2 separate regions of the Homo sapiens genome follow, and region 1 is linked to region 2. A link is a loop called in an ENCODE intact Hi-C map of the cell type or tissue named here. Cell type or tissue: pancreas. All regions are shown on one strand. Each heading gives the region's core, and the rest is flanking DNA. Links, peaks and the distances in the headings are about the cores only. Region 1 overlaps KCNQ1 (potassium voltage-gated channel subfamily Q member 1). Region 2 overlaps TRPM5 (transient receptor potential cation channel subfamily M member 5).

Region 1 (12,220 bases), core at 2,471-10,470, 88 kb after region 2:
GGAGGAAGGCCAGGTGCAGAAAGAGAATTCACCTGCCCGGCTAAAGCCCCACCTGCCTATTTCAAGGCCTCTGATGCCCCCCGGCCTGCAAGGTGTGTGCATGGGGCCTGTCCCATGCTGGCTCACCCAGCTGCTCAGAGAGGCAAGTGGCTCCCGGGCCCCACAGTGACACTGGGGGACTCTTTGTCTCCATTTGGGGGGTGTGCAGGTCACTCCTGGTGCCCTGGTCAGCTTCCCCAACCTGAGCTGCCCTCAGCTCCTGGCTTGGCCCTCCACGGAGTGGGAGATGCCCCCCTCCCCTGCCATTATCGTACCTTACCTCGCTGGCGGCCATGGAGGCAGTGAGAAGAGCCGAGGGAGCTGGCCGGGGCGCATTTCCGTGCAGGACACTGGCTGCCTCCCAGCTCACTCTTAGCCTGGTCATAGAGCCCGGCAGCATCTTGCCAGGTGCCTGTGGTCCCAGATCCTGGGGCTGCCCCATCTCTGGAATATTGAGGTGTGGCTGGGGCTGATCTGAGGATGAATGTGGCTCAGGTTGCCGGGTGCCCTTGACGCATTCCCATGTCCCAGTGGGGAAACCAAGGCTCAAGGAGGCCACACAGCAGCTCCATTTCCAGGGACACCCAGTGTTCTCTGTAGTGGGTAGGAGGTTTCCCTATACAGGAGACCAAGCTACAGCAAGAAAGACTTGGCCGGGCGAGGTGGCTCATGGGCGCGGTGGCTCACGCCTGTAATCCCAGCACTTTGGGAGGCCAAGGGGATCACGAGGTCAGGAGATCAAGGCCATCCTGGCTAACACTGTGAAACCCCATCTCTACTAAAAATACAAAAAATTAGCCCGGCGTGGTGGCGGGCGCCTGTAGTCCCAGCTACTCGGGAGGCTGAGGCAGGAGAATGGCATGAACCCGGGAGGCAGAGCTTGCAGTGAGCCGAGATTGCGCCACTGCACTCCAGCCTGGGCGACAGAGCCAGACTCCGTCTCGAAAAGAGACTTGGGCTAGATGTGAGGAGGGACTTTCCCAAGTAGGGATGAACCCTGAGGACCCACACCCTGAGCCGCCAGTGGGTCGTGTTGACCTGGCAGCTCCAGGGCACCTGAGGCCTTCGCTGTCCTTCCGCACCTCGCCCCCTTCCCGAGTGGAGGTGCTCTGGGAGCTCTGCCTGCTTCCTCAAGTCTTTCTTGTTTTTTTATGTTATTTTATTTTAGATTTGAGGAGTACACATACTTGTCTGTTACGTGCGTAATGGTGGGGTTTGGGCTTCTCGTGCGCCCATCAGCCGGATATTGGACGTTATACTCAATAGGTAATTTTTCAACCCTCCCCCTCTCACCCTCTCCACCTCCCCTTTGGAGTCCCAGAGTGACCTTTCTCCGTCTTTCTGTCCAAGCATCCCATCTGTCTAGCTTCCACTCATGAGTGAGAACGTGCCGTGTTTGGTTTTCTGTTTCCGGTAGTTCACTTAGGATCATGGTCTCCAGATCCATCCGTGTTGCTGCAAAGGACATGATTTCATTCACTTCTTGGAGGCTTTAACGCCTGCCCTGTGTGAGGGAGGGCGGAGCCCCTGGCCCAGGGGCGGGGAGGCCTGTCCACCCCTCCCACCCGTCCCCGAGGCCCCTGCTGCCCAGCAAGACCACCACCCTCTGCTCCAGGACAGCGCAGCCGCCATCAGTGGGGGTGAGGGGACAAGGCTGCTGGGACCAGGCCTCGCCCAGGCAGAGCCTCGCCATTTCTGGGGTGGGGGGTGCACAGGTGCATCTGGTCTGCCCAGCCCCTCCTCACCCTAGGCAGGCCTCTCACAGAGACAAGACGAGTGTCCTAGGGCAGATAGGGCCACATCCATGGGGTCACTTCAGTTTGTCCTCCCGGCGCCTTCTAAATATACTCTCTGTGGGTGTCTTATCACAGCCCAGGGAGCCAGGCTTGGTGTGGCCGGCCCTGGGAGCACAGAGCCCCGTTCCCAGCAGCCCTCGGCCCTGGGGGGCTTGTGCTCTGCCGGGCCACCTGCACCCTCCGGGCCCCAGGAGAAGCTCATGCCTTTCCTGCTTGCACCCCAGAGCCTGGCCACCCCTGTCCTCTGCTGAGGCCCTGACCACCTCTATGTGTGCCATGGCTGCAGTGACAGCCCAGACCCCAGGGGCCGGGCATCCCACAGCTCTCCTCACTGAGCCCCTGGGCCTATCCGCCCACGCCCAGGCCAGGGCTCCTGCTGGAATCTCCCTGTGGAAGGCCAGGCTGCCTGGATGCCCACCACTCCAGGCTTACTTCTGGGTTGTAGTTTTCGGGGTGCTTCGAGGTGCTGTGGGGACCTGTGATGCTGTCAGGGAGACCCGGAGTCCAGTTCTCGCCAACCGCTCGATGCTGTGTGACTTGAGGCAGGTCCCTTAACCTCTCTGAGCTTCCTCCTCTCCTGTGAACAAAGGATGGGTCCACTTCTCAGGCTTCTCATGAAGTTTAGAGGCGACAGGAGGAGGTGGGCTTTAAATGGCTCAGTCCCAGCGTCCCCTCATGCCTGGGACCGCTGACCCACCGGGATTCTTGGGGGCCACCATAGAGCCTGTTTTTAAAGGGGATGTGGCGGCCAGCTCTGGGGGCACACGTTCCTGTTTGAATTCTCAATCTCCGGGCTCAAAATTGGCCCCCAGAAAGCCTTTGAGATGGACAGGGAGCTGGACCTTCCCAATTCGGTTGCCCTTGCTTGATGTTTACATGCCACTGTTGGGTGCTCCTGATTGTGTAGCGGGTCCCCTGAAACCAACACACAGGTGCAGACACCCACATGCCATCCTGCCAGAGCCCTGGGTTCTCAGCAGGACTCTTTGCCGGGATCCTCATGCTACGGCCACCACCTGATTTTGTCGATAAAGTTTTATTAGGACACAGCCATGCCCGGCCGAATATTGCCACAGAGGCCACCTGCCCCACCACGCCTAGGACATTTCCTCTCTGGCCCAGAGGTGTGCCAGGGCTGCACTGGGCTCTTCTGGTGGGGAGGGACATTGTTCTGGCCCCTCCTGATCTCTCCCCCACCTTGCCACGACCCCCCAGAGTTTGCCTGGTGTCACCGGGAAGCTTCCTGGCTGCCCGAGGGTCCCCCAGCACCTGTCCCTCTAGGGCCTCTGAAGGGCTTTGACGTGACACTCGGGATGGCATGGCAGGGCCCTCAAGCACGGCTGTGTTCACCCCCCAGGCTGCTCCTGGAAAGGAGGGATCAGGGCCCAGGCTCCACGCTCCGCACTGAGGTGTGGTCGAGGGCCCTGGGCGTCCGGGTGAGATGGGAATGAGCCCTTGGTAGGTGCCAGGCGGGGCCAGCCCTCATCCCCACTGCAAGGCCTGAGCGTCCAGGAGCCCCGTGCGCAGCTGGACCCATCAGTCCCCACCCTGCAGGGCCGTTGAAGAGGGAATGCACACCTGTCACCTCTTGGTGCGGGGGCATCCAGGTTCCTGGCGATGGGGATGGGGTGAGATGCACCTGATGGACCTCCAGGTGGGAAGCTCCTGGGACACCCTGGAGGGCTCTGGTGGGAGACATGGCATTCTGTCTGCACCGAAGGGGGCTCAGGGCTGAGAAGCCCTGGGACGGGTTGGATTTGGGGCGCGTTCCCCAGGGCCCCACGCGTGTTGAGTCCCCGCTGCGTCACTGTCTGGCCTGTGGCGCCTCACCTCTCTGTCTGGCAGGACTCAGGCAGAATGGAAGTAAAGGCAGGACCTTGTCCCAGGACATCCAGGCATGTGGCGTGGCAACCAGGTGGGATGGCAGGGTTTCCCCCTGGCAGGATCCCCACCTCCTGCACCTGTCCTGACTTGGTCTTCTGGGGCAGCCCCTAAGACGCTTCTTCAGGGAAGAGGGACCGGTTTGGCCAGTGGGACCATGGCCCTGGGAGCATATGCCTGCACGTCCTGCCCGCTCACACCTGCCTGCTGGGGGGGCCATGCCTGCGCCCGCAGCTCACGTCAGAGCCCACCCCAGGAGGCTCCCAGCGATCTGTCAACCTGTGCTGTTGGCATGCAGCCTGGGGGTGAGGGGTGGCGGAACGCTGCCTCAGTACCACGTCCTGCTCAAAGGCCACTTGCGAGCTAGGCTGAGCCTGTGGTGTGCGGTGGGATAGGAAGGAAAAGAACAGAGTCTAAGGAGCCTAACTCACTTCCAGATTCACCCGGAGGCCTGCATGGAGGAGGCGGCACTGAGACTTCATTCACCGAGCTTGAGGGTTTACCCTAACATTCATTCACACCATCAGTCATTCAGCAAACACTTCACAAACGTGCATCCCACGCCTGGCACTGGGCCTTCGGAGGGAGGGAATGCAGCTGGTGGGCCCCTGCCTGGGGAGCCCCTGCTCTGGTCGGGGAGGCAGTGGTGGCAGTGGCTGCCTGGCGGTCCATGAACTGGTGCAAGCCAGAGCCGGAGGCCTCCTGAGAGCCTGGCAGGGAAGCCCAGGCCAGGGCCTCCGCAGAAGGAGGGTTTGGGGTCCAGGCTTCATGTGGGGGGTCTTGTAACATGGGAGGGTAGACGCTGCCTTGGGACAGGAGAGACAGAGGCGGGGGGACCAGGGGAGTGGGCTGCAGTTGGGGTGCAGGCCTGGTGGCCCCGGCAGGGGGACCAGCCTCTGGGGAGGTGCTGCAGGCACAGGAGTTCTGTGTGGACCCAGCCGAAAGCTGGCAGGAAGGGACCTGTTTCTTGGGGTTCCCAGTCCAGATCTGTGTTGGAAAAAGTGTCAGCTGAAACCCCAAGAGGCTGGGGACAGCCTTGGTCCTGCTGTGGGACACAGGTTTAATCTCCAGATGGCTCCTGGATAGGCGGGCTGGCGGCTCTGTCTAACGGGGACAGCACACTTGGGGCTTCGGGAGACAATGAGGGCAGAAATCTTACCCACCGGCCACACCAAGTCACCCATTGTTGTGTCCCTTGGGCTGGGATCCCATGGCTTTCAAGAACTTTTTAAAGAAATGAGACTCAGCTGCCGCGGAACAAGCCACAGGTAAAGAGTATAAGACAGCGTGAGGCATGGGGTGGCCACGGGAGCCCTGGGCCAAGGAGGCCCAGTCTGGTGGGGAGGCGTCCATTCACCCGGAGCTGGACGGGGAGGACCAGGCTGTGGGTCTGTGAAGCGGGTGTGGGATCACATCCACGCTCCTTCTGTGGTTTGTGCCCTGTTGTGGCTGCCAGGGGAGGGGCTTCCAAGGCCCTGCCAACCAGCTGGGCAGTGTGGACAATGGCAGACAGGGTGCTGTGTGGGGGCCTGAGGGGCAATGGTTGGGGGGCAGCTGTTGCCGTTCTGGTGAGAAGTGGCGGTCCCTGAAGGGCTGGGGTGCTAGGGAGCCTCATGGACCTACTCCCGACGTGGCAGCTGCCTGCTGCAGATGGGCCAGCCATGTCCCGCCTGTGCCGGGAATCACCACCCCCAGCTCCCTTCTCTCCAACATGACAGGGTTCGGGTGATGCCCTGTGGGCTGAATGGTGAGAGAGGCGTCCCTGTGCTGACACCAGTGGGCGTGGACGTGACCCTCTTTTTAAAAGAATTTTTTCAGATGCAATTCCATTAAGGATCTGGAGGTGAGAGGATGAAAAGGAAACTCTGAGCTTTGAGTACATTTTTAATTATGTTTTAAAAATTAAGACATGAGGCCGGGCATGGTGGCTTACGCCTGTAATCCCAGCACTTTGGGAGACTGAGTTGGGAGGATCGCTTGAGCCCAGGAAATCGAGGCTGCAGTGAGCCAGGATCATACCACTGTCCTCCAGCCTGGGTGACAGAACAAGACTCTGTCTCAAAAACAAAACAAAACAAAACAAAAAACCAAAAAACAACAACAACTAATATATGTTTTTGACCAATACCTAATTCTGTTGTTTAAGAATTCAAAATCTACCAATAGTGATCATAAGTAATGTATTAAATACTTACATAGTACAGCAGGTGTTGGCCCCCCCCCACAACATTGGTTTCCATCCCTGGAAGCTGCAAATGTGACCTGACATAGAAAACACCCCTTTGCAGCTGAGGCTGAGGGTCCCGAGAGGCGTGATTGCATTATCCAGGGGGCCCAAGTCCAGTGACACGTGTCCTCCTAAAAGACAGGACAGATTCAACAAAGGAGGATCCGGCCACATGCTGCACAGCACGGGAGTGATGCCGCCACCCACCCAGGACGCGGGAGCCCGCAGAGGCTGGAAGGCTGAAAAGGGCCCTGTCGCCCCCACCCCCCAGGATGACGTATGGCCTGATGTGGCATTCCTGCCTCAGGACCATGGCACCAAGTGGTGGCGCTGGGGCCCCTGGAGTCGGCCAGTCTGGGCACGTCCCATGCTGTGTCTGAGCCTCAGTGTCCCCATCGATTGGTAGTGCCTCCTGAACCCCAATCCAGGGGGCTTCTGGGGGGCAGCCTGGGACCAGACGTGCCTCACCAGGGCTTCTGTCTCCTCACCAGGACTTCCATGATGTGACACCTTCCACATGGGGTTCAGAGCGGGGAACCTGTGCCTAGTGTCCAGCCCAGCGTGGGGCCCTCGGTGTGGGCCAGGGCTCACCCCTTTGGGAGGGGTCGGGAGATGCCTGGCCCAGGCTCCATCCATGCAGAGCCAGGAAGCAGGTGAACCTGTGGGGACCTTGGCGACCTCCAAACCCTGCTGAGGCTGCCTGCTGACAGCCACTGGTGAGGGGGGTGACAGCCACTGGTGAGGGGGGTGACCAGCTGGTAGCTTTTTCTGAGGTGCAGATTCAGCCCTGGGGAACAGCCCTGGCAGGCTGTGAGACCTCTGCCCCTGGGCGTCCACATCCCAGGGCTCTGAGCTCAGCAGCCCTGGAGCCGGCAGCCACATCAGGGATGGAGGGAGACCTGCTGGTGACCAGTGAGTGAGCAGGGGAAGCCTGTCCTCTCCAGCGCCCAGTGTTTCCTTCCTGGGGCACATGGGATTTGGAGGCATTTGGAGTCTCCCAGGATGACTTTTTTTTTTAAGCCCCTAGAAGTGGTTTGGGGTTTAAGCGTCAATATTTAATCTCTTGAAGTTACACATTCAAGGCCCTATCCTGCCTTCGGCTTTAGGTTCGCTTCACAAACCCATTGTCTGCTTATCAGCCTGGCGAGGTCCCGTCCCCAGTAGGGGTCTTTGAACATTGCTCGATCTCATTCACCAGCCACGGGGAACATTTTGAACCCTCTGATGCTTGCTCTATGAATGTTGTTTGCTTTAAAAAAAGTTTTTTTTTTATTGTGATAAAATACACATAACACACAATTTACCGTCTTAACTCTGTGTCAGGTCACGGCCCAGTGGCAATAGGTACATTTACATGGTTGTGCAACCGTCACCACCATCCACCCCAAAACTTCTCTCCCAAACTGAAATTCTGCACCCATGAAATCCCACTCCCTCTCCCCGGCCCCGCCATCCTGCTCTCCGCAACCGTGGATCCGTCCTCCCCATGTCCACAGATCCCCTCTCCCTCGGCCCCGCTGTCCGCTTCCCTGCGACGGTGGATTTCGCTGCTCTGGGCCTTTGCGCTTCTGTGACTGGCACTGTGTGTTATCCGGTGTCCTCAAGGTGCCTCTCTGCTCATGTCCTTCCATGCATGATGCTTTCAGACTGACAAAACTCTTCAAGTATTAACGTAATTTTTAATGTTTACAGATTCAAGAAATTAAGCATACGGTCACGAGAGTGCAAAGTTCTGTGAAACGCTCCAGTGGTTACACGCCCCGGGGTTTCAGCTTCGACCCTGGGTGAGTTCCATGGTGCAGTGGCTTCCAGCTGGAGTTCTAAGGGCACCCCTTGAGCTGCCCACGTGTCTTTGCACGTGAAGTAGGTGGCTCTCTTTAAGGTTCCTCAACTTTATTGGGAAACATCTCAGGGTTACAAAACGCCCCCCATGGGCTAAAGAGGCTGTCACTCACTGTGTGTGGGGCCTGTCCCCGAGTGGGCATGGAAGGCCAGAGTCCCGGCACAGCCCCCACCCGGACTGGATTTGCTTGGCGGGTCACCTGGATCAACCAGGCCCATTTAGGAGCACCACTCAGGGGCCCTAGTGTGTGCGGCAGGGCAGGTCATGGAGTCTCCAGCCTTCAGCTCGCGTTAGCCCCAGGCCATCTGAGCCGTGGAGCCCACCCAGGCCCGCTGCCTGCACCCCGGGGGAGCCCTCCCACAGCGTCTCGGGCTATGACCCTGGCAGGGTTCCTGCATTCTCCTGTGTTCCCGGGCACCCGGGGCTGAGATGTTGAAATGATGTCGGATAATTCACCGGGTGCCTTCGGGGCTGGTACTCGCCGTCACTGCTCCTGAGGCCTATTTGCTGTCAAGGGGAACAAGTAGGAGGTTGTTTTCTGGGGTGCGGTGGGCTCCCCGCTCATGCAGCTCCCCGCCCCCCGCATGACCACGCCCTCTTGGGAGCTCGGGTGGGACAGCATTCAGGGGACCACATGAGCTGGGGGGGGGTCGGTGTCTTCTCTCCCCCACCCCTTCGCTAGCCTGTCCTGCTTCCCACTCCGAGTCCAAAACACGCATAGGATTCGTCCTCTCCCAGGGCCTTAGTTTCCCGGCTCTGCAGAGTGGGGGGCTGTGACTGCCTGGCCTTGGAGCTGAGGCAGAGGGGGTGGTAGGTGGCCCTGCAGAGGCAGGAGGGGACACAGGCACCCCAGGCCCTGAGTGCCTCAAGGGCAGGGACCCCAGCTCGGCACCTGTGAGGTTCCCAGCTCCGCCCGAGACAAGAATAGATAAAGCGGTAAATAAGATAAAACTCTTTTTATCTGGAGTAGATAAAAGTAAGCTTTGTCATATAATTCCTTCTGAGGCTAGCACGGTATATCAAAATATCGGAAGAATCATTTAGCCTTCAGAATATGGCAAGGCTGACAGCCAGCCTGGCCCATGGGCACCTGTCCCCACCATCTGCCTGGCCTGCGGGGGAACGTTCCTCAGCCCCTGCTGGCTCCCAACCCCCGGGCCTGGAGCCCTGTCTTCTGCCTCAGCCGCGATTCCACTGCACGGGACTTTCCCAGGCACCTCTGCCCAGGTAGTTGGGGTGGACGCCCACTTGGGTGCACACTCTGTGGGGGCTGGTCCAGGACCACCCATGTGCAGTCTTCCCTGGCCACATCCTGTATTCTCCCGCAACGCCCAGTCAAGAATCTTCCTGCTGCAGTAACTCCACATATCTGAGCCAGCTGTGTCTCCTGAGCACAGGACATGGGCAGGAGAGGCCCCTGCAGCTGGAATCCGCGCCATGAAGCCCAGGCGCGTGGTATTTGCAGCCAGTCACCAAGTTTTCAAGCCCTCACCTGCGGCCTGTGAGTGCCCACCCTGCACATGGTGCTAACCAGCATCCATCACTGCTTTCTTTTTTAATTTAATTTAATTTTTTTTTTTTTGTGGTGGAGTCTTGCTCTGTCACCCAGGCTGGAGTGCAGTGGCGCGATCTCGGCTCACTGCAACCTCCACCTCCCTGGTTCAAGCAATCCCCCTGCCTCAATCTCCTGAGTGGCTGGGATTACAGGAGCACACCACCACCCACGCCCAGTTAATTTTTTCATATTTTTAGTAGAGACGGGGTTTCACCATGTTGGCCAGACTGGTCTCGAACTCCTGTCCTCAGGCAATCCTCCCGCCTCGGCCTCCCAAAGTGCTGGGATTGCAGGTGTGAGCCGCCGCGCCCGGCCCCACCACTGCTTTCTATGCTGTGGCCGAGGTCACCAACTGCCACTGTGATGGACGGCTGTCACCCAAACAGCACGAGAATCGAAAAGCCGTGATGGCAGATGCAGAAGGCAGCGTCGCCTGTGGTCTTTTAGAAGGGCAGCTGTGAAGTGGGGTTATCTCAGCTTCCACATTGCATCACGGTGCCCCTGTGAAGGGCAGAGGAGCTGCAGGTAATTCTGTTCGCTCGCCTCTGCCTTGGAGGAAGTTTACAGTTTTTTTTTTTTTTTTTTTTGAAAGTTTAAAGCTTTCAACCTGGGCCTGGAGGCTGCAGGGTCAGCAGACCTGGGTCCTGCCCATGGCCCCCTTCCCTCCTCAGGCCTCCATTTGCTCATCTGAGAGTGGGGGGAGTGCAGCGCCTTCCGTGCAGGTCACTGAGAGGCTGGGGCAGTGGCGTGGATTCGGGTGCATGACTCGCAGACATGGCTGTCGCTTGGCTGAACGGTGGCCCCTGAGGTGTCTGTGTCCTTGTCCTGTGAACAAGTTAGGTTGTGTGGCCAAAGGGGCTTTGCAGGGTGACTGAGGGATGGCTCGTGAGAGGGGAGGTTGTCCTGGGTTACCCGGGTGAGCCCTCACTGTGATTGTGAGGATTCTTCTAAGAGAAGCAGGAGGATCTGAGTTGGAGGAAGAGACGGGAGGATGGAAGCCAGGCTCGGCGACGGGAAAGCTGCTGTGCCACCCTCACCGCAGCCCTATCCCTGCTCACGTGCACCAAGACCAGAGCCTGGCAAGTCGTCTCATACCGAGGGTCAAAGGGGCCCAGGGCCCAGCCTCCAGGGACCCCAGCCATGCCGGGTCAGGGAACCAGGCTGCAGTCCTGTGTCTCCTCCTCAGTTTACCCCAATTGTGACCTCAGAAGCCCTTGGAGCCTCAGTTTCCCTACTTGTAGCATGTGTTTGATGATAGTGTGGCAGTGATGTCACAGTCTGGCAGGGTCTCGTGGGGGTCTGTGTTACTGTCTGCAAAGCACTGGCTGGGCCAGTGGTCAGTGAGCAGGGGCGTGGGTAGCGGGCAGTGGCCTGCAGTCCCCAGGAGCACTTCCTGTTGCTGAACAGACAGCAACTTAGTGGATCCTTCCCAGGGCCCCTGGTGGGTGGTGGGTTTTGCCACATCTTTGCAGTAGACAGCACTGGCAGCTTCCGGCTTATCCAAGGCCTCAGGGTGAAGTCGACGCTCGCTGCTGATTCCCTGCTGGACGTCAGGTGACACTTCCCTCCACAGCCTGGGAAGAAGCACCTGTGGGCCACTTCTTTGTGTTGATAAGGAAACTGAGGCAGGGGAGCTGCCTGGGTCACCAGTGGGCACTGCATCTCCATGTGCAGATGGTGCCCTGGCCCTCTCTGCACGCCGTGGGCCTGGGGAGCAGGCAGGTGGCATCTTCTGCCCCGGGCAGCCCGGCTCTGCTTCCTCGTGGCTGAGCCAGGCTGTGTCTAATCTCACTTCCCTGCTCACTGCAAATCAAAACAAACAGACGTCCAGGAGGATTAAGTGTGGCAGTCATGGCGGAGGGAGCCCTGGTAGGGTGGAGAGAGCCAACAGTTGCACCAGCAAGGGGCAGAGACCCAGCCCAGCCCTGGGGGCTGCAGGGTGTGGGGACAGGGCCTGCAGCTTGGCACAAAGACTCTTCTAAGAACCTGGAGGGAACCCTGCTCCGGCAGTGGGCAGCATGCTGTGTGCAAGGTGAGCCAGTCTGAGCCCATTCCCAGTGCCCGGAATGGTGCCCAGTGCAGATGGGCACTCACCCTTCCAACCAACCTTTGCTTGTGTCCCCGTGAGATCCACAGATTCACCCTACGGAGGGCTCCCCACAGGGTTGGCCCGGAGGCTCCAGCTGTGTCTGTTGAACAAATTACTCTGCATCCACCGCGTGCTAGCGCTGTGCGGATTATAGTCCCAGAGACAGATGAGAGCAGGGGTGGTCAGTGTAGGAGCACCCAGAGGGAGCCTGGCAGGGCCTGGACATCCTGTCCAAGCTGGCCAGGAGGAGTCCTCAGAGCCAAAGCAGTGTGGAGGGTGGGGGTGCAGAGAGCGTCCCTGGCTGGAAGCACCGCGTTTGCAAATGCCAGGCAGCTTATGCAGCCAGCGCTTTGGGCAGGCGGGAGTCAGGGGGACTGAGGCCCAAGGAGGGGTAGGGCTGCATGCCAGCCTTCCAGGTGCTCCTGGGAACCACGTGGCTGATCAGACTTGTGCTTTGGGTCGAATGTCCCAGTGGGGGAGTAACCTCAGGGAGCAGAGGAAGGGTCATGGTGGTGGGGATGAAGCAGCAGCATTGGGGCTTAGAGATTAAATGAAGGAAGTCCCACGGGGCTGATCACCTACTGTGCACCAGGCTGCGTCCCGGGCATGGACTGCAGCCCACAGCCCCACTCTTGGGGTGCTCATGGTCTAGGGGGTGGACAACAGACTCTGGTCCCAGCGATGATGCTTGAGTATAAAGGACACAGTTGGGGTGTTGTGGGGGCCAGGGTCAGACATCAGAGCTGGCCTCTGCCTATGAGACAGGGCCCGCTGGCAGGACCCTCAAGCT
Region 2 (10,547 bases), core at 2,222-10,221:
GACAACACTGTTATCCTCGCCTTCCCCATGACTCTTAGGCCATAGATGGGGGACTCCTTCTTCTCTTCCCTTCGTCCCTGGTGGGGAAGCTAATGGAGGGCCTGGGCCTTGGGAGGGGTCCTACAGGGCTCCCTGGCCCTTGAATTGCTTTCCAGTGAGCCTCAGCTTTGCCTCTTGGAAGTTCTGGGATAGGACATCCGGGAGTACCCTTCAGCCTGGAGCTCGGCAGTGCCTCCCTGACTCTATGCAAGACCCCCGGGACGACCAGCAGCCATCAGAGGTGGAAGCAGCCACAACCAAAGCTCTGGCCCTTCCCAGGGCCCACAGCACCTCCTTCCTCCCGAGGACGGGACAGAGCTGGGCACCCAGCAGCTGAGGTCAGGGAAGCCGAGTAGCAGCGTGGGGCAGCCTCACCTTCCTGGTGGCCGCAACCACCCCTTGCCCCATGCCCAGGCTCGGTGCCCCCCGCCCCCGCCGGCCAGCCCAGGGACTAAGGAGGCATTTGGCCAGGTGCTAGGCACCAGGCAAATGGGCCCAGAGGGAGGTGATGCAAACAGCTGGGATTTGCATGAGCAGGTGCCCAGGTCTTCTGCACCCCTCCCTGTGCATCCCAGGGTGGGGCAGGGAGCCCGGGACAGCCAGGGGCCATCGTGACCCCTGGCCAGAAGTCCACCCCAGAACTCCCAAGAGGCAAAACTGAGGCAGCCCCCCAGACGGTGAAGGCGCTGGGGCTCCCAGGGCAGCGGGGCACCTGTAGCCGCAGCCAAGAGCCAAATGTGGCTTCCTGGGCTCCCCAAGACCAGCTCAGGGCAGAGCTGGATGACCAGGCCCTGGGGTCCCAGCCCCGCTCATCCCCACCAGGCTGTGTAACTTTGGGCAGGTCCCTCAGCCTCCCTGGGCCTGCCTCATTTGTGAGATTTGGGGGAACGGCCAGTCACAAGGGGAGGGTGCCAGAAAGGTCCCTGCGTGCAGCAGGCTGGAAGTCAGCTGTGTGTCCTTGTGTCCTCCCTATGAGGATGCCCCATCTCCCTGGGCTGCAGTGGAGGACACGGCTCAGGGAAGTGGTGGCAAGAGGACACAGTAGTGACCTGGTGACCCCAGACCCCTCCCACTGCCCCACTCCCTTCGCCCTCAGCTTCTGAGCCGCACCTGCCTTTGCAGGCTGCTGGCCAGACACTGCCCCTGAAGTCTCAGATCCAGAGCCCGTGGGGCTGGCCCTCCTGCCCAGACCCTCTTCCAGCACTGGGCAGCCCCTTCCAGAATGCCCCACCTCACCCCAGTGGGGCCGGCCCTTCACAGCCCAGGGAAGCGGGGATCCTCCCTGCTAAAGATAAGGAAACTGAGGCAAGAGGCAGGGGTGTGGCCAAAGCCGCACTGTCCTGGTCCCCACTCCTCTCATGCCCACCTGCCCTTCCCACCTGGGAGGAGGAGGTACAATCCTGCTCCTTCTCCCCACCTGGGCTGTCAGCGGTGTGAGGGTCCCTACCTGTCTGCCTTCTCCCCAGCACCCTGACACGCGGCTGCTGGCCAAGGCGCGGGTGGAGCCGTCTGCCTACCTTGCAGGGTGTGCCTGTGGGCCCAACTCTCAAGCCTCTCCTCCTCCTCTTCCCCGCCCACAACTCCTGGCACCTGGGCAGCCAATGCCAGCCCTAGGGAGCTGGCCATGAACCAACACAGGGCACCACCTCACCTGCTCCACACGGCCGAGCCCACAGGCCTGCTGTCTCCAAAGCCACCCAGACACCAAGGGCTGGCCGTCCTCAGGTGTGATTGGCACCAAGGCCCTGGGGGCATGTCCGATTTGACTGGGAGAGGAGACCCTGTGTGGACGTGGCTTCTAGGCCACTTAGATTGCTGTCGTTGCCTCCTTTGGCGATGTCTGGCGGGGTGGCCCGGGACCGATGCAGCTGAAATCCACCCTGAAATGTGATGGGACAGGGCTCTTCACCTCAGTTTCCACAGTAAGTAGGAACAGGAGCTGCCTCAAGAGCACACGTCTCATGCCGGGGTGCTGGGCCCAGCTGTCCTGTGGAGGACAGGGAGGCAGAGGGACTGTCTCCTCCCTGCTGTGGCCCTGCGAGGCCGTGGGGCATCGGCCCCCATGGTGTCTCATCTGTGCTGGAAAGGCTGCACAGCCGTGGGCCAGCTGTGAGTGATGTCCATTCACCGGTCAGCACCAGGGATGCTCTGTGAGGACTGTCCCTGCATCCGGAGTCAGGACAGGGTGCCAGTGGGACAGAGTGTGCCTCTGGAATCCCGCAGTCCTGGGATTGGATCCTGCATAGCTGTTGAGCTACTTAGCCACTTGGGCCTCAGTACCTTGGAGTGTCAAACAGGGACTCTAATAGCCTGGCTTCTGGGAGGTTGCAGGTAACACATGAGGAGAACAGAGCCTGGGGGATACCTCTGTGTGCCCCTTCCCAAAGAGACTCCAAGGACCCCCTGTTCGGGGCCCCTCAAACCATAAACTCCAGGAATGGTGGGGGACAGTATCTGGGACTTGCTCTCTGGGACCCTGGTGGCCTCTCTAGTCTGGCCTGTCAGCCACCAGAGGGCGCTAAAGGACCATGGGCAGAGTCTGAGGCAGTGGTGGTAACGGGTGAAGGTGATGGTGGTGGTGGTGATGATGGTGGCAGTAGTGGTGGTGGTGGTGATGATGATATTGATGGTCATGATGGTGGTGGTGACAATGATCATGGGGACCGTGCTGATGGCGGTGTTTGTGATGATGGTGGCGGTGGTGGTGATGGTGGTGGGCATGAGGGTAGTTGGGGTGGTGATGGCATTACCGTTGATGAGGGTGGTGATGATAGTGATGGTGATGGTGGTGGGAATGATGACGAAGATGATGATGATAGTGGTGCAAATGGCAGTGGTGGTGGTAGTGACTGTGGTGTTGTTGATGGTATTAGTGCTGATAAAGGTGGTGATGATGATGATGGTGGTGGGTGACGAAGGTGGTGGTGGTGATGATTGTGGTGGGGATAATGGTGGTGATGGTGGTTATTGCAGTGGTAGTGTTGATCATGGTGGTGGTAGTGATGGTGGTCATGATGTTGGTGGTGTTGGTGTTGGTATTGGTGTTGGTGATGGTGATGGTGGTGGTAATAATCATGGGATGATGATAGTAGTCATGGTGGTAGTGACAATGGTGACAGTGGAGGGGATGGTGGTGGTGATAATGATTGTGGTGGTGATGGTGATAGTGTTGGTACTGGTGGTGGTGATGATGGTTGTGGTGGTGGTGATGATAGTGGAGGTGGTAGTAATGATGATGGTGGTGGTAGCTGGTAGTGGTGGCAGTGGTGGTGATGGTGATGATTGTGGTGATGGTGATGGGGTAGTGGTGGTTATGGTGGTGTTGGTTGTTATGGTGGTAGTGATGATCATGGTGGTGGTGACTATAGTCACTGGTGATGCTGGTGTTCATGGTGATGGTGATGATGATAGTGGTGGTGGTTGTGGCAGTGCTGCTGCTGATGGTGGTGGTGATGATGAGGGTGATGATGACAATGAGTATGATGATGGTGGTGGTGATGATCGTGGTTGTGGTGTGTTGATGGTGGTGTTTATTGTGGCGGTGATGATGATAGTGTTAATAATTGTGGTGATGTTGGTGATGGTGGTGATGGAGACGATGATGGTGATGATTGTACTGGTGGTGTTGGTGATGGTGTGGTACGATGGTGGTGCTGATGGTCATGATGGTGGTGGGGGTGATAATGATCCTGGTGGTGGCCATGGTGGTGTTTTTGATAACGTGATAATGTTGGAGATGGTGGTGATTGTGGTGGTGATAATGGTGGTCATGGTGATGGTGATATCAGTGTGGGTGATGTAGTGGTGGGGATGGTTCAGATGTTGGTGATGGTGGTGGTGATGGCAGTGATAGTTAGGATGATGGTGATGATGATGATGGCATGGGTGCTTGATATGGTTTGGCTCTGTGTTCCCTTCCAAGTTGTAATCACCATAATCCCCATGTGTCAAAGGCGGGACCAGGTGGAGGTAATCGGATCATGGGGGTGGTTTCCTCCATGCTGTTCTCATGATAGTGAGTGAGTTCTCATGAGATCTGATGGTTTTATAAGCATCTGGCATTTCCCCTCACTCCATCCTGCTGCCCTGTGAAGAAGGTGCCTCTAAGTCTATGGAGTTGGGGGGCACAGTCCTTCATCTATCCTGGTCCTTCCCTCCACCTCTGTCTCCTGGACACCCAAAAAAACTGCAGAAGTTCTTCCCCAGCCAACTCTGGTTCAGTGCCAGGTCATGTTCCTCCCCGCCTACAACCTTCCATGGCTCCCTATTACCCTGACAATAAAACCCAAAGAAGCCTTGGAGCCTTGGCTTCTGGTGATCTGCTAGGATCACTTTTCCTTGGAACTCCTGCTGGCTCCCTCTTGCCACTCAGATACTGGCAGAACCTGGAGTGGGTGCTGGCTTGCACTCACTCCATCCTGCTGCCCTGTGAAGAAGGTGACTTGCTTCCCCTTCATCTCCGTCATGATTGTAAGTTTGCTGAGGCCACCCCAGCCATACTGAACTGTGAGTCAACTCAACCTCTTTCCTCGGTAAATTACTCAGTCTCAGGCAGTTCTAATACAGTGGTGATACTAGTGGTGGTGGTGGTGGTGGTGGTGGCTGGTTGTGGTAATTACAGTGGTAGTGGTGATGGTGGTAGTAATGATGATGATAGTGCTGGTGGTGATGTTGGTGGCAGCGGTGAGGGTGGTGGCGGTGATGGTGACGGTGTTGATGGTGGTGGTGGTTTTGGTGGTGGTGATGTTGGTGGCAGTGATGAGGGTGGTGGCAGTGATGGTGACAGTGTTGATGGTGGTGGTGGTTTTGGTGGTGGTGATGGAGGCGGTGTTGGTGTTGGTGGTGGTTTTGGTGGCGGTGATGGTGATGGTGTTGGTGGTGGTGGTTTTGGTGGTGGTGATGGTGGTGTTGATGGTGGTGGTGGTTTTGGTGGCGGTGATGGTGATGGTGTTGATGGTGGTGGTGGTTTTGGTGGTGGTGATGGAGGTGGTGTTGGTGGTGGTGGTTTTGGTGATGGTGACGGTATTGGTGGTGGTGGTTTTGGTGGTGGTGATGGAGGTGGTAGTGATGATGGTGGTCATGTTTATGGTAGTGATGACAGGGATGATGCTGGTCGTGGTAATAGTGGTTATGGTAGCAGGCCATGTTATAACGCTAGCAGCTTTGCTCTGGATGGGAAGGCTCCAGGTACTCCCAAAGTAGGCACCTATGGGCTGCTCTGTAAATGTCCCTTTGTCCCCTAGCATGGCTGAAACCCTCATCCTGAGAGGAGAAGCAGATATCAGCTTCCTCAGTAAATGCAGGTTGGTGTTGAGCTCAGAAACCCAGAACTTGGCTCTGAGCAAATGGGACTCAGACCAGGGACCCCACAAGCCCTCAGGCCTGAGACCCTAAAATCCTAGTTCTGAGAGCGAGGGGCCTATCTTGGGGGCCCTGGGCAAGGCGGAGGGTCCACTAGACCCTGAAAGTCCAGCCTAAGCTCACATCCACTCCTCTAGCCTGTGTCGTTGCCCTACAGCAGGTTCTGCCAGTGTCTGTGGTATGTGAATAATGAGGAGGTTCCCCCAGATCCTCTAAGCCTATGGGGTTGGGAGGCACAGTCCTTCCTCTATCCTGGTCCTGCCCTCCACCTCCATCTCCTGGACACCCAAAAGACTACAGAAGTTCTTCCCCAGCCACCCCTGGTTCAGTACCAGGTCATGTTCCTCCCTGCCTACAACCTTCCATGGCTCCCTATTACCCTGACAATAAAACCCAAAGAAGCCTTGGAACCTTGGCTTCTGGTGCTCTACCAGGAGCACTCTTCCTTGGAGCTCCTGCTGGCCCCCTCTTCCCACTCAGATCTCAGCTCTCATGTCCTTCCTCAGAGACCCCCTCACCCTAGACCACATCAGCACAGGGTGCCTCCCTCGGTCTCTTCCCCTGTGATCTGGTGTTAGTTTTCAGTATGCCTCACCCTCTGAAAGGTCTTTCATTTACTTTTTTGCTTGTCTGTGTCCCCTGCATGAGACTATGGCCTGAGCATTCCCTGCCACCTCCCTGGGGCCCAGAACACGCAGGTACAGACCACATGTTCTAAAGTCAATGAATGAATGAGTGAATCAATGGGTGAGTGTCCAGGCGTGTCTCTGTGTGAGCACTGCCATCAAGGCAGAGACGGAGGTGTCTAGGGGAGGCTGCATTTTTGCAAGGAGCAACTTCCTGGCCCACACTCACGCCCTGGGTGGAAGGGCAGACACTGGGCCGGGGCTCCACTGTCTGCCCGCTCTAGCCATGGGCACTGCTGCCAGGGGAGGAGGTGCCCAGGCGCTCACCTGCGTCCATGCGTGCTGTCATGAGGGACATCCCAGCTGCCGACAGAGCAGCCTCTGCCTGCCCTCTACAGCGGGTTTCCTCCAGCGGCCTCTGTCTTCTTTGCTACAGTTGGCCCCGGGCAGGCTTTACGTTGGAACTTCCTTTGGAGGAGAGGCCACGCCAGTAGAGCAGGACTCCAACAGGGCCCAGCCCCTGCCCCCACGGGGCCTCTATCCCTGGGACAGCAGATCCCCTTTGGATCTCCAGCAACCCCAATGGCTGACTGCAGAGGCTCAGCTCTCTCCTGCCAAGCCCTGCCATGCGAGGCTGGGCCCACAGGCTCAGAAGCTGACCCCAGTGTCCAGGAGAGCGTGAGCCGTCCCTGACCGGGGTCCTCGGGCCTCTGCTGAGAGAGAAGGAGCTGCAGGCTGGCTCCCCACCTGCACCACAGGCAGCCTCCCCCCAGGCACATCCTTGGGTGCCATGTGGCATTTTATTTACAGAAAGATTTGCAACCCACTTCTTCTTTGTCTTAGAGGGGAGAAACCACCACCCAGAGTAGGGCCCGCTGGCCCAGGGTCCCCATGCCAGTGTGGTGGGCGCCCCCAACCCAGCATCTCCCTCTGAACCACACACAGTCTAGCCCCAGGTGGGAGGGAAGCAGCCCGGAGCCCCTCAGACAGGAAAGCTGATGGTGGGGGCGTCAGGTCTGACCCCTCGGGGGGCAGCCCGAAGCCATGCAGTGGGGCAGCAGGGCCATGGGCAAGCTCTGCCAGTGGTGCCTGTGTCCAAGGCCTCCGGGCAGATCCTGAGTGCCCAGCAGTGGAGACCAGGAGTCCGGGAACCAGTGGAGCCGCACGTCCGTCCCCACTCCATTAAGTTCCCTGGCCCGGGCAGCGCCTGCAGCGTGCCACTGCTGTCTCGGCACCATCCTTGCAGCATCACCTTTTGCCTGTCCTTCTACTCTGGGAGGGCAACCTTGACCCCATCACAAGATGTGAACAGAGGTAGAGGCCGTAGGGGCCAGCGAGGCCAAATGACCTGCCCATAGCAATGCCGCCATGAGGCAAGGCCCACGCCCTCTCCCCTGCTGTCCTGTCCTGGAGCTTCCACAGCTGCAGGAAGACGTCCCCCTACCCTGCTCCCCGCAGAGGGTGCTTGGCGATCAGACAGCAGATCTGCAAAGGAAGGTGTAGCCTTCTTAGTGTGCGCAAGGGCTGCCCGGCCAACTCCACCATTGAGGGCAGATGCTGGCTGTGGAGAGGCCGAGCGCTGCCCGGGCCCAGTGGCTGGGGTAGGGGGCTCCATGCACTGTCCATGAGGGCATGTCCATCTGGCATATGTGCACCTGTGTGAGTGTGCTGTGTGTGGAGCGGGCACTGGGCCAGTGGTCAAGGCTGCAGTAGGACTTTCAGTGATTCCAGATCCTGTCTGGAAATGGGGATCATGAGAATTCCTTCCACTGAAGGGTGCGTAAGGCCTGAGCCAGTGTGCCTGGAACGTCCTGAGGACCAGCGGGGCCGGGGCCAAGACCTGGACAGGGCCTGGGTAATTGCGAGAAGCAAGGACCAGCGTGTGCCTGTGTGTGTCACTGTGCGCACATGGTGTGTGTGTGTGCATGCATATGTGTGGACACCGTGGGCATTTCTGTGTGGATGTTGTGTGTGTGTAGCTGCACTGTGTGTGCGGACAGCAGGTGTGCCTGTGGGTGTGTCTGTGTGACACTGTATATGAGTGTATGTAGACATTGTGTGTGGCTGTGTGTGGACACAGTGTGTGAGTGTATATGTGTGTGTAGGTGGACTGTATGTGTCTGTGTGGATCTGTGTGGATGCTGTGTGTGTGTATGTAGACACTGTGTGTGGCTGTGTGTGTGGACGCAGTGTGCGCGTGCATGTTTGTGTAGGTGCACTGTGTGTGTCTGTGTGGATGCTGTGTGTGAGTGTATGTAGACACTGTGTGTGGCTGTGTGTGTGGAGGCTGTGTGTGTAGGTGTACCATGTGTCTGTGTGGACGGTGTATGTGTGTGTATGTGCACCATGTGTGTCTGTGTGGACGCTGTGAGTGCATGTGTGTGCGTGGACACTGTGTGTGCGTCTGTGTGGACACTGTGTGACTGCATGTGTGTGGCTGCACTGTGTGTGTGTGGACACTGTGTGTGCAAATGCTGTGTGTGTGTGAATGTGTGTAGGTACACCGTGTGTGTCTGTGTGGATGCTGTTTGTGAGAGTGTGTGTGTGTGTAGGTGCACTGTGTGCGGACACTGTGTGTCCGGCTGTGTGTGTGTGTGTGGACACTGTGTGAGTGCATGTGTGTATAGCCGCACTGTGTGTGTGTGTGTGGATGCTGTGTCTGTGAGAATGCTGTGTATGAGTGTGTGTGAGTGTATGTGTAGGTACGCTGTGTCTGTGTGGACGCTGTATGTGAAAGTGTATGTGTGTGTGTGTAGGTGCACTGTGTGTGTGTGGACACTGCATGTGTGTCTGTGTGGAAACTGTGAGTGCATGTATGTGTAGCTGCACTGTGTGTGTGTCTGTGTGTCTGTGTGGACACTGTGTGTGTGTGTCTGTGGTGTGCAGGTGCTGGAAGGCAGGCTCTGCAGGTGCAGCTGGAGCTTCAAAGTGTGAGCATTGGGCCAGGAGGACCACAGCCTGGCTGATCCAGGGGAGAGAAGTCGTTTCTGAGGTTCTGGAAATGACAGCCATTGGGAAGCACCACACCGCCACTCATCCATGAACTCAACCATCCGATCACCCATCAGTTCATGCAGTCATTGGATACAGATTTTTGCTATTCATTTATCTACTTACTTTTGTAGAGATGTGGTCTCACTATGCTGCCCAGACTGGCCTCAAACACTTGGACTTGAGCAATCCTCCCACCTCGGCCTCCCACAGCACTGGATTACAGGCATGAGCCACCACAGCCGGCCTGGGGAGAGATTTATTGAGCGACTTCTATGTGCCAGGCACTGTGTCAGGGGGAGACACAGACAACAAGCAAGGGGATACGTGAGAAAGAAGGAAGATCAATCGATGATTAAGATGGCTATGGAGAAAAATAAAGCAGGGGAGGCCCAGCGGCTGCAAGATTTTATTTTTAAATGGGCGGGTCGAGGAAGAATTCATGGAGAGGCTGCCATCTGTGCAAATAACTGGACGAAGGGCGGCCCATCTGCTGGTCTATCCACCCACTCACTCACCCACCCACTCATGCACACATCCACCAGCACATATGCACCTCCTCACCCATCACCACCCACCCAGCCATCCAGCCTTCCACCAGCCTGCCCACCTGTCATTCACCCATGCACCCATGGCAATCCATCCCTCCATCCGTCCATCTGTCCATTCGTCTGTCCATCCATCCACCCGTCTGTCTGTCGATTCATCCATCTATCCGTCCATCTGTCTGTCCATCCATCCATCCATCCATCCATCCATCCATCCATCCACCCATCCACCAATCTATCCATGCATCCATCTGTCTGTTCATCCATCTGTCCATGTGCATCTGTCCATCTGTCCATCTATCCATCCATCCATCCACCAATCTGTGTATCCATGTATCAAACTGTCCATCTGTCCACCCACCCACCCATCCATCCATCTGTCCATCTCTCTACCCGTCTGTCCATCACTTCACCCACCTGTTTTCTCCTCTCTCCAGTTACCCACTCACCACTTACTAACTTCTCCACAGTGCCTAGTCTCTCCAGGATGGCGAGTCAGTCTCTGGTCTCAGGATGCCCACACTCTGGGGAACAGGCAGCAGGTAGCCATGGGGGATTGGCCAGAGCACCCCAAGAGCGTAGGCAGTTCTCGTGGTTTCTCCCCAGCCAGCGTATCTCCCAGAAGAGGTCACTATCCTCGAGGCCAGGAGCCTCACCTTCCGCTCCCCTGACCTCCCCCACACCGTAACCCAGCAAGGCTGGGAATTCAGTAGGTGCCCAATAAATCCCGGCAGGCTGGCTGAGTCATCCCACCTCCTCCTCCCCTACTGATCACCCATTCAGCTCCTGGCCCCATTGCCCAAACCCTGCCAGCCTTTGGGTGATCTGCTCAGCCGCCACCTCACATCCACTCTCAGCTCGGGGCCAGCTCTGGGCTCCAGCCCGTGATGGGCCATGGTGGGCTTCAGAGGGTGAGCCCCCCACACCATTGTACCAGTCTGGCAAGACGGATGAGTGCCCTGGTCAGTAGTGGCCCACCTTG

Evidence for each region. Hi-C counts contacts between places; a loop is a spot of excess contacts. Peaks named below come from ENCODE experiments on the same cell type or tissue, not always from the same donor. Only the 100,000 strongest peaks of a DNase experiment are listed, where the experiment ranks them.
Region 1: a loop joins it to region 2, with 2.6 times the contacts of the local background. A loop is called at or near these places in 27 of 110 quality-filtered maps.

What each region holds. Positions count from the first base shown.
Region 1 is chr11:2,513,844-2,526,063 of GRCh38, forward strand. All of the region lies in intron 1 of KCNQ1 (potassium voltage-gated channel subfamily Q member 1), which reads left to right. Among named protein-coding and RNA genes, the nearest start is that of KCNQ1, 75 kb to the left of the region's middle. RefSeq lists enhancers at 5,868-6,369, 6,370-6,869. In pancreas, for the core only: no CTCF peak of the experiment used is centred there; DNase peaks (open chromatin) are centred at 5,198, 6,318, 6,478 and 9,008.
Region 2 is chr11:2,425,835-2,436,381 of GRCh38, forward strand. It overlaps TRPM5 (transient receptor potential cation channel subfamily M member 5), which reads right to left. Exons shown (of 29, transcript NM_014555.4): 2 at 9,144-9,264; 3 at 6,354-7,511; 4 at 1,691-1,919. Among named protein-coding and RNA genes, the nearest start is that of TRPM5, 13 kb to the right of the region's middle. RefSeq lists a silencer at 2,365-2,659. In pancreas, for the core only: a CTCF peak has its summit at 2,550 (motif pointing right); DNase peaks (open chromatin) are centred at 2,557, 6,507 and 7,087.